2 separate regions of the Homo sapiens genome follow, and region 1 is linked to region 2. A link is an interaction called in ENCODE POLR2A ChIA-PET data of the cell type or tissue named here. Cell type or tissue: Panc1. All regions are shown on one strand.

What was found. Peaks named below come from ENCODE experiments on the same cell type or tissue, not always from the same donor. Only the 100,000 strongest peaks of a DNase experiment are listed, where the experiment ranks them.
Region 1: POLR2A ChIA-PET joins it to region 2 with 8 read pairs; 1 of 35 experiments calls an interaction of 5 or more read pairs at or near these places.

The regions. Positions count from the first base shown.
Region 1 is chr2:187,687,196-187,691,195 of GRCh38, reverse strand. No RefSeq gene overlaps it. Among named protein-coding and RNA genes, the nearest start is that of TFPI, 130 kb to the right of the region's middle. In Panc1, no CTCF peak of the experiment used is centred here; a DNase peak (open chromatin) is centred at 1,595; H3K27ac peaks cover 1,183 bases.
Region 2 is chr2:187,592,607-187,596,606 of GRCh38, reverse strand. No RefSeq gene overlaps it. Among named protein-coding and RNA genes, the nearest start is that of TFPI, 40 kb to the right of the region's middle. In Panc1, no CTCF peak of the experiment used is centred here; no DNase peak of the experiment used is centred here; H3K27ac peaks cover 3,565 bases.

The DNA.
Region 1 (4,000 bases), 95 kb before region 2:
AGAGGGATAAATTGCCTAATATACATTTTATCAGATTCAGCAATGAATGTTGTGTTGATCATACAAAGTAGATAGGCAACTTGGGAAGCAGGGGGACCAGTTAGGAAGATAGTGAACTAAGTGAAGTAAGGGACGGTAGTGGCGTAAACAAAGCGGAAGTCGTAAAAGAGGGGTCCAATCCAATTTTAGGTATATCAGAACCAATTTTAGGTATATTGGGAGAAAAATGCAATGTCATGACAGATTGGATGTGGAATATTAGGGAAGAAGTCAAGGATGATGGTGATGGCCGGGTGTGGTGACTGACGCTTGTAATCCCCACAGTTTGGGATGCCGATGCGGGCGGATCACCTGAGATCAGGAGTTCGAGACCAGCCTGGCCAACATGGTGAAACCCCATCTCTACTAAAGTTACAAAACTTAGCCAGGCACACTCCTGTAATCCCAGCTATTCAGGAGGCTGAGGCAGGAGAATTGTTTGAACTCGGGAGGTGGAAGTTGCAGTGAGCTGAGATACCATGCCACTGCACTCCAGCCTGGGCAACTGTAGCCAGACTGCGTCAAGAAAAAAAAAAAAAAAAAAAAAGACAAAAGAATGATGGTGAGGTTTTCGTCCTGAGTAACCTGTGGAATGGATTGCCATCAATGAGATGGGGCCGGCTCTGGGTAGGAACAGATTCAGTGTAGGGAGGTATCAGGCTTATTTGGTTTGAGATATAGTATGTTCCATTTGCCTATCAGTTTTATCAAATATGCAATTGGATATATAAGACTGGAGCTACAGGAAATGGTCTGGACTGAAAATGTGGGAATAATTGCTATTAGAGATAGTATACAATATTATAAGATTGAGTAAGACCAGCAAAACAGAGAGTGTAGTTAGAGAACAGAAAAGGGCCAATGACAGGCCTGGATCACTCCAATGTTGTGTGCTGAGAGAAGAGAAAGAATCAGGGGAAAAAAAAATCCCAGTGAACTAGTGTAGTATAATGAAAAGCAATGAAGTGGAGTTTCCTAGAAGCCAAGCGAAGAAACTTTTATAAATTACTGTACACTGTAAACTAAATGAATTTCAGCGGGTTGGAAAGAGCAAACACCTTTATTGGTGATTGAAGAGAGAAATAGGGGGAGAGGAATTAGAGCATGAAAATGTAAAGAAGTCTTTCGGGTTTTCCTGCAAAGAGAAACAATGAAGTGCAACAAAATTTTATGGTGTTTTTAAAAAATAAAATAATTAACATTTTTCGTTTATATGCCAATGGGGTATGGTCCAATAGAGAAGGAGAAATTTATGATGTAAGAGAGGTTAATTATAGAACTAACATCCTTGAGTAGGAAGAAGAGGATGAAATCTACTGATCAAATGAAAGAAATGGCTTTCAATAAGATCAACTTTATAAGATACATTTTATAATTCTATGTTTAAGTATACACCCAGAAGTCTTAAATTGGTTTCTATACATTCAAATATATTCCTAATTTAATGCAAATTAATAACTGCCTATAAAAGATTTTGCTCATATTCTCTGTAAAGATAAGATCCATCTCAACAATATAGCAATTCACTGAGTACAGTTAAATGGAGTTCAGTGTTTAGACATGACACATGCATTAAAATGACTCATTCAACAAACATTGGCTGAACATTTACTGTATCCTTTAATTCTTTCTGAATAAGTATTGCTTCTTATCAAGAGCATGGATTAAAATAAGGTTAATAAGAAACCATTAGATTTCATAGCTGTGTATAACTGCTTTAAGGTTTTGACTGGACTATGGTAATGAAATAAAAGAGTCAATTCATAACATCAGGAGTGAGACAAATTTGCAAAAAGATCTTTTTAAATTAAAAGATTTAAAAGCACAAACTAAAATTACTTGGGTTTTTAGGGTAGTTACTGTAGAAGGAATTATGATATAATTTCACAATGTCTGATTTCTAAATGAATCGGAATTTCCCTCAAGGTTAATTTTGCTTCTTGGAAAGATGTCAATACTTTATTTCATTTTATACATGCTATGAATTGATTCATAAAGTATTCAGGCATCTCTTCATTATATAACAGTCAAAACCTATTTTCCAAAAAATGAAAGCAGATATACAGAGAAAATATATACAATTTATGCTAAATGTTCAAAGGACTATTTTCATCAAAATAAAGTATTGTAAATATTGATCAGAGTTAAAATTGAACACTAAATAAATACATAGTGATATCAAAGATATATATGTATACAAGTGTTATCTTGGAATAGTATATTACATTTTTGTATAGTTGTATTTCTCCCTTAGATGTTAAATTTCATGTTTGGTATAAAAACAACAGTTATATCTGTCCACCCTTGTCCAATTAATTTGAATTTTCTATGCATTCATCAAAGAGCACATTTTATATTTTCTGATAGCTTTATAATTTTTATTAAATACTATAAAGTAATACAATATATTTAAATTGGCTTATTATACATCTGTTGTCTCATAATTTACCTTTTATATTTATTCATGTACATATATAAATATGCATGTCAATTTCTGAATGTCTCTCATATCACAGGAAAGTTATTTTCATTAATTTGAGGCATTGATTGCCCATCATTTATTTTGCGCTTGTGACTATCCTTTCTGACAGCATAATATTTTCAATACTTTTTTATTCTCTTCATATGTTATTATCTAGTTCATATATTATTATTTAGCATTTTTATTTCTCTACTCTTCAAGGCATTTGCACCTTCTCAAAACTCCAATTTTCTCGTGGTCCAACTTGAGAAGACACCTGCATGAAGAGTTTCTCTTTATTACAGTCTGCCTTTAAATTCATAATATTTATACCATATTTGCTTATATCGGCTTATCAACCAAGAGTATAATTACCAGATTATAAGAATCTGCTGGCATATAGTTGGCTTTCAACAGGTACTGGCTAATTGAGTGAATGAATGAATATTTGCACTCAGATATAAAGTTATGTTCTACATTAATGAGAACACAAGTGCAGCTGCTGCAGCAAAGAATCAGAATAACAGTGACCTGCGATATAGTGAATATCAATATGTCAGGAATTCAGTCTCCTTTTAATTTATTACTCTGCCCATTTGGGGGGCATCACTCAAATCTACCTGGTCCATAGGAATCATAACCAAAGCTGTGTTCTATCCATTGTGAGGGTACCTTCATTACAAGGTCATGCATTTACCATTTCATTTAACATTAGTCAGAATTAGTGACATGTCCTCCACCTGCTGCAATAAAATCTGGAATTCTAGTCTTTATTATTGGTAGCCCACCATTCAGCTAAAATTTATGGTTCCATCACTAAAGCAAGACAGAGAGTTGTAGTAACCTCTGTTTCTTCATTTGCTTATAATCCTTGATTTTCTTTTTGCATATTTCTTGACCTTTGAACTTTGAACTTTGGAAAAAAAATATATTAACCACAGTATCGAGAGTCTGAATAAAAGGAAAAGAAAATGCAACATAATTAACTCATTTTACCAAATGAGAAAATGTAATAGGTTAAATTTTTAACGTCTGCACTAGACAAAACCAAAACATTTTTCTTTGTATTTTCTTTCTAATTTTGATTGACACTAATCATGTTACATAAATACAGAGAAAAGAACATAATTATTATATACCAATATTCCAACACATATATACATTTATGTACATACACACTATATATATGAAAACACACATACAAGCACATACACGCTTCTTCTCCACTCTTAAAGACATTTACATTTTTTCAAAACTCCATTTGTCTAGTATCTCTGTGAAGTTTGTGATAGCTCTGTGTGTGAAGCACCATCATTTATCATTTTTCTGGGTTTCCTTCTAATAGGATGTTTTAAACTTCTCACATCTGCTGCAAAAGATATGTCGCACACCTATCCATACATTTTAATGAAAAAATAAAGGCAAAAAAATAGGAAATTACTTATAAAAAATCAAATTATTTAAATGTTTGGGTGAGGATGTGAAGTCATGGACATTTTT
Region 2 (4,000 bases):
TAAGCGGTGCCTGACAGGTTTCTCCAGCACACATGGAAGGGAATTAAGTATCATCTCCTTGTGAGAGGGATATCAAATAATTTGTGGACATATGTTAAAAATCACCTAAGTAAGTAATACATATTTTCAAGGAGATATTTTGAACACTTGCAGATATGCTATTTCTCTTTAAAGTGTCACACACTTGTATTGCTATGGTAAATTTCTATTTCTCTCTTTCTGTCTACATTTACTATTTGAATATCGTTCTTTGGTAAGAAAGTTTTGTCATTTCTCCGACATGATCTATCTATTGTATCATTTATCTATGTTAGTATGTATTTTCATACATTTATTTTATTCTTTGTGTTACAATTTAACACTGTCAGTCGATCATTGGCATATGTAAACAATGTTTTATCATTATTTTCTCAGTGACGGTAAATGTAGATCTATGATCCAAAGTAGAACACAGTAGAAAATGCTGTATGAAAAGATGTGAGTTTTGAAAGTCTCCCTATATGTATTCACATGTTCTTCAATCCAGGGAATAGTTGAAAGCTTATTTGACAAATGTAATTTATTTCAGATTTAGAGCTTTATCCCAATCCCTCCCTTCCAAATTTTAGTAATATTTTTATGTTTATGAATCACATTTAGTGTAACTTTTTTTTTACAGTGCTAAAGGGGTTATTGTTTCATGAAATTTTACTATTTAACACGTTTATGTATAATTTTTATGTGCTATTGGATATAAACAATCAATAAAGCAGATACTGTGCCACCTTCAGGAAGTTTACAGCCCAGTAATGTAAGTAGACATTCAACTGGTAATGACCTGGGTGGTAAATGAAAAAAATAAAATAAAAAAAAGTAAAAAGTAACGTCCTAAGATGATGTAACTAATAAGTTTCAGTATAGCAGTCCCTGAGGAAAGGATATTAAGGTGAGAAGAGTTTAGCCAGACAATGGGGTGGTGGGTGGGGCCTGTTCGAAGCATGGAAGCACAAGTGTAGGAACAGTTTTTGCGTAAAGCACTTTGCAAAATAAGCTGATCTGTATACACAGTTTCATCTGGTAGTTATACTCTCTTGCAGTTATATGGTAGTTGTGATAAACTACTTTCCTTCAAACTTTTTTTTTTCCTAAGGGAAAATATTTTAAACATAAAATTTTCAGTAAATATATCATATTGAAGTGGAAAGATAGCTATAGAATAAACTTATTCCAATTTTATATTAAATATATACATTTCTAATATTTGAGTATACATGCACATATCATTTTAAATGTTTTGTGTGTTATAATTTTTAATTTGTAAAATGTTATTCATGCACCATATGTAACCTAAAGCCTATTTCTCTATTTTGAAAAAGCAGTCATTGTTCAAATAACTTCTTTAATACTGTAAAATTTCCTCAATGAATGCTCTTTGAAGCATGTCTATAAGCCTAGGAAGAAACACATAGCATGTAAATTTAAAAATGAAATGTTTTAAAATTCTTGATATCGTATGTGGCTTTGACCTAAACATTATTGACAGATATTTATGATGTGGATTTGCTTCTTTTAATAAAGTGCTTATTTAGAAAATACCTTAAATAATTGTCTTTATAAACAAAACAGTCATATGTGGTAAAGCAACAGTGACATCCAGTGACTACTCAGATTAATTCAAGGAATATTATTTAGATTTGCCAAAAGCAAAGGAAAATGCATTATTAAATAATTAACTGCATACTTTTTTCTGTTTATTTTAAATTTTCTAAGACTGTATCCTTAAAACATCACTTGCTGAAAATAAAAACCAGTTAATCATTAAGAGAATGAAAATAATAATCTTCCAAGAAGCAAAGAATTATAGAGGAGACACAGCTTATGGCAGCCTTAGCTCCAAAATATAACTATCACTTCTCACAATGACTAGTCCTATGGCCTCAGTCTAACTATAACTAAGACTGGGAAATATGCGAGCTACACTTGGTGAATATTTGATGGTGACTAATGATGTCTGTGACAACTGTCATTTATCTAGTTTGATATTTGTCTTTTAATTTACAGGACATGTTTATAGGCAGTAATAACTGTATAATTTATGATGATATACATATTTAGCTGTTATTTATTTGTCTTAAGCTATTTTGTGGTATCCTTTGCCATACAATAACAAGTATGCATAAATATATACCCATCTTTTACTTTATAGATTCTGAATTACCTTCTTTGTTCAGAAAGATCTATAGCACTTCAAATTTTTACTATTATTCTTGCAATATATTTACTACTTTCCTTTTCATTTAGTTACTTACTTGATTGACAATTATTCTTAAGTGAGTAAATAAAGTAAAATTCCTACTTTTCTTCTAGCAGATGATTAAATAATCTCATCAATAACATTTATTACATAAACAATCCAGTTCCCACTGAATTAAAATATATTCTTCAAAACCCTATATTAAGTTTCTTTGTAGACTTTATATTTCTTCCAAAAGTGTTTTTTAAGCAGTTACTATGTATCTTAATTAGGCAATACTCTCTTTTGCATACAATGTTTTCATATGCAAAATAAGAGAGTAAAACTCTTTGAAACTCTCCAGTTACTGTACTTTTTCATCCATGAGGCATTCCAGACTGCTCTCAGACAGTGAGTACAGTGTGGGTCTAGAACCCTAGAATTAAGATACTTGCTTAGTACAAGGTTCTTTGAACAGGCAACGTTTCCTCAGACATTTCCCCAGCAGTCAGTGGCTAATGTCAGAAATATGCTGTGGTCTGAAGCTCTGGCTCTTCAATTTTCCCTACTTTTTCTCCTTGCATAGGTGTTAGACCTGCCTCATGGTCTGAATGCTTTTCTTGCCTCCCCCTGCTCTCTTTAACTTATCCTTCATTGGTGATTCCTCAGTTAATCTTTTGAATGTCTACTCCTTTGAGTTTTGCTTCTTTGATGACCAAATTGATTTATTGGTATGGTGATAGCTAATTTTATGTGTCTGTTTAACTAGGTTAAAGAACCTCCAAATAGTTGATAAAACATTATTTCTTGGTGTGCCTGAGAGGGTGTTTCTGGAAGAGATTAGCATTGGAATCGGTAGACTGAATAACAAAGTTCCACCTGCACCAATGTGGGTGGGCCTTATACAATCTGATGAGGGCCCAAATAGTATAAAAAGTGGCAGTAAGGGCAAATTCTCTGTTTTCTTGAGCTGGGGTATCCATCTTCTTCTGACTTCAGATATTAGAGTTCCTGATTCTTGGGCTTTCAAACTCTGAGATTTATACCAGCTGCCCCCACTACCTCTGGTTCTCAGGCCTTTGGCCTTGGACTGGGAATTATACTGTGAGCTCCCAGTTCTCAGGCCTTCAGACCCAGATTGAATTACAACACTGACTTTTCTGATTCTCCAGTTTGTAGGTAGCATATTGTGGACTTCTTGGCCTATATAGTCATATGAGCCAATTCACATAATAAATTTTCTTTTATATACATAAGTATACTTAGTTATACTTGGTATGTGTGTATATAAAATAGATATACTTAGTTTTTTATATATGTATATATATACGTATATATATGTATATATACGTATATATATACTTAGTTGCTCTTTATTAGGCACTGGCAATTCTAAACAATGTCAGTGATAAATACTGATATATACACGTATATTCTATTGGCTCTGTTTCTCTGGATAACCTTAATACAGATTTCAAGTTACATATAGGGATTGACTTATGTCTTTAACTAATATTTTACCTGATTGTGTAGACATAAGTGCTATAGTTTATGCGCCATTGTTACTATACCTAATATCTATCAAATGTCTTCATTAATAACCTGAAGATGTTAAAAGGAGCATATGGATTCAGACTCCAAGGATCTCCTCCCTTGGAAAGTGGGTAACCTTGGTTCACTGATTCAGAAACAATAAATAAAACAGGAAATCTAGTAACAACATGAAAAACAAACTGAGCAAATCACAGATGGAAAATGTTTAGTCGTGCACAAGGGCAGTTGAAAACA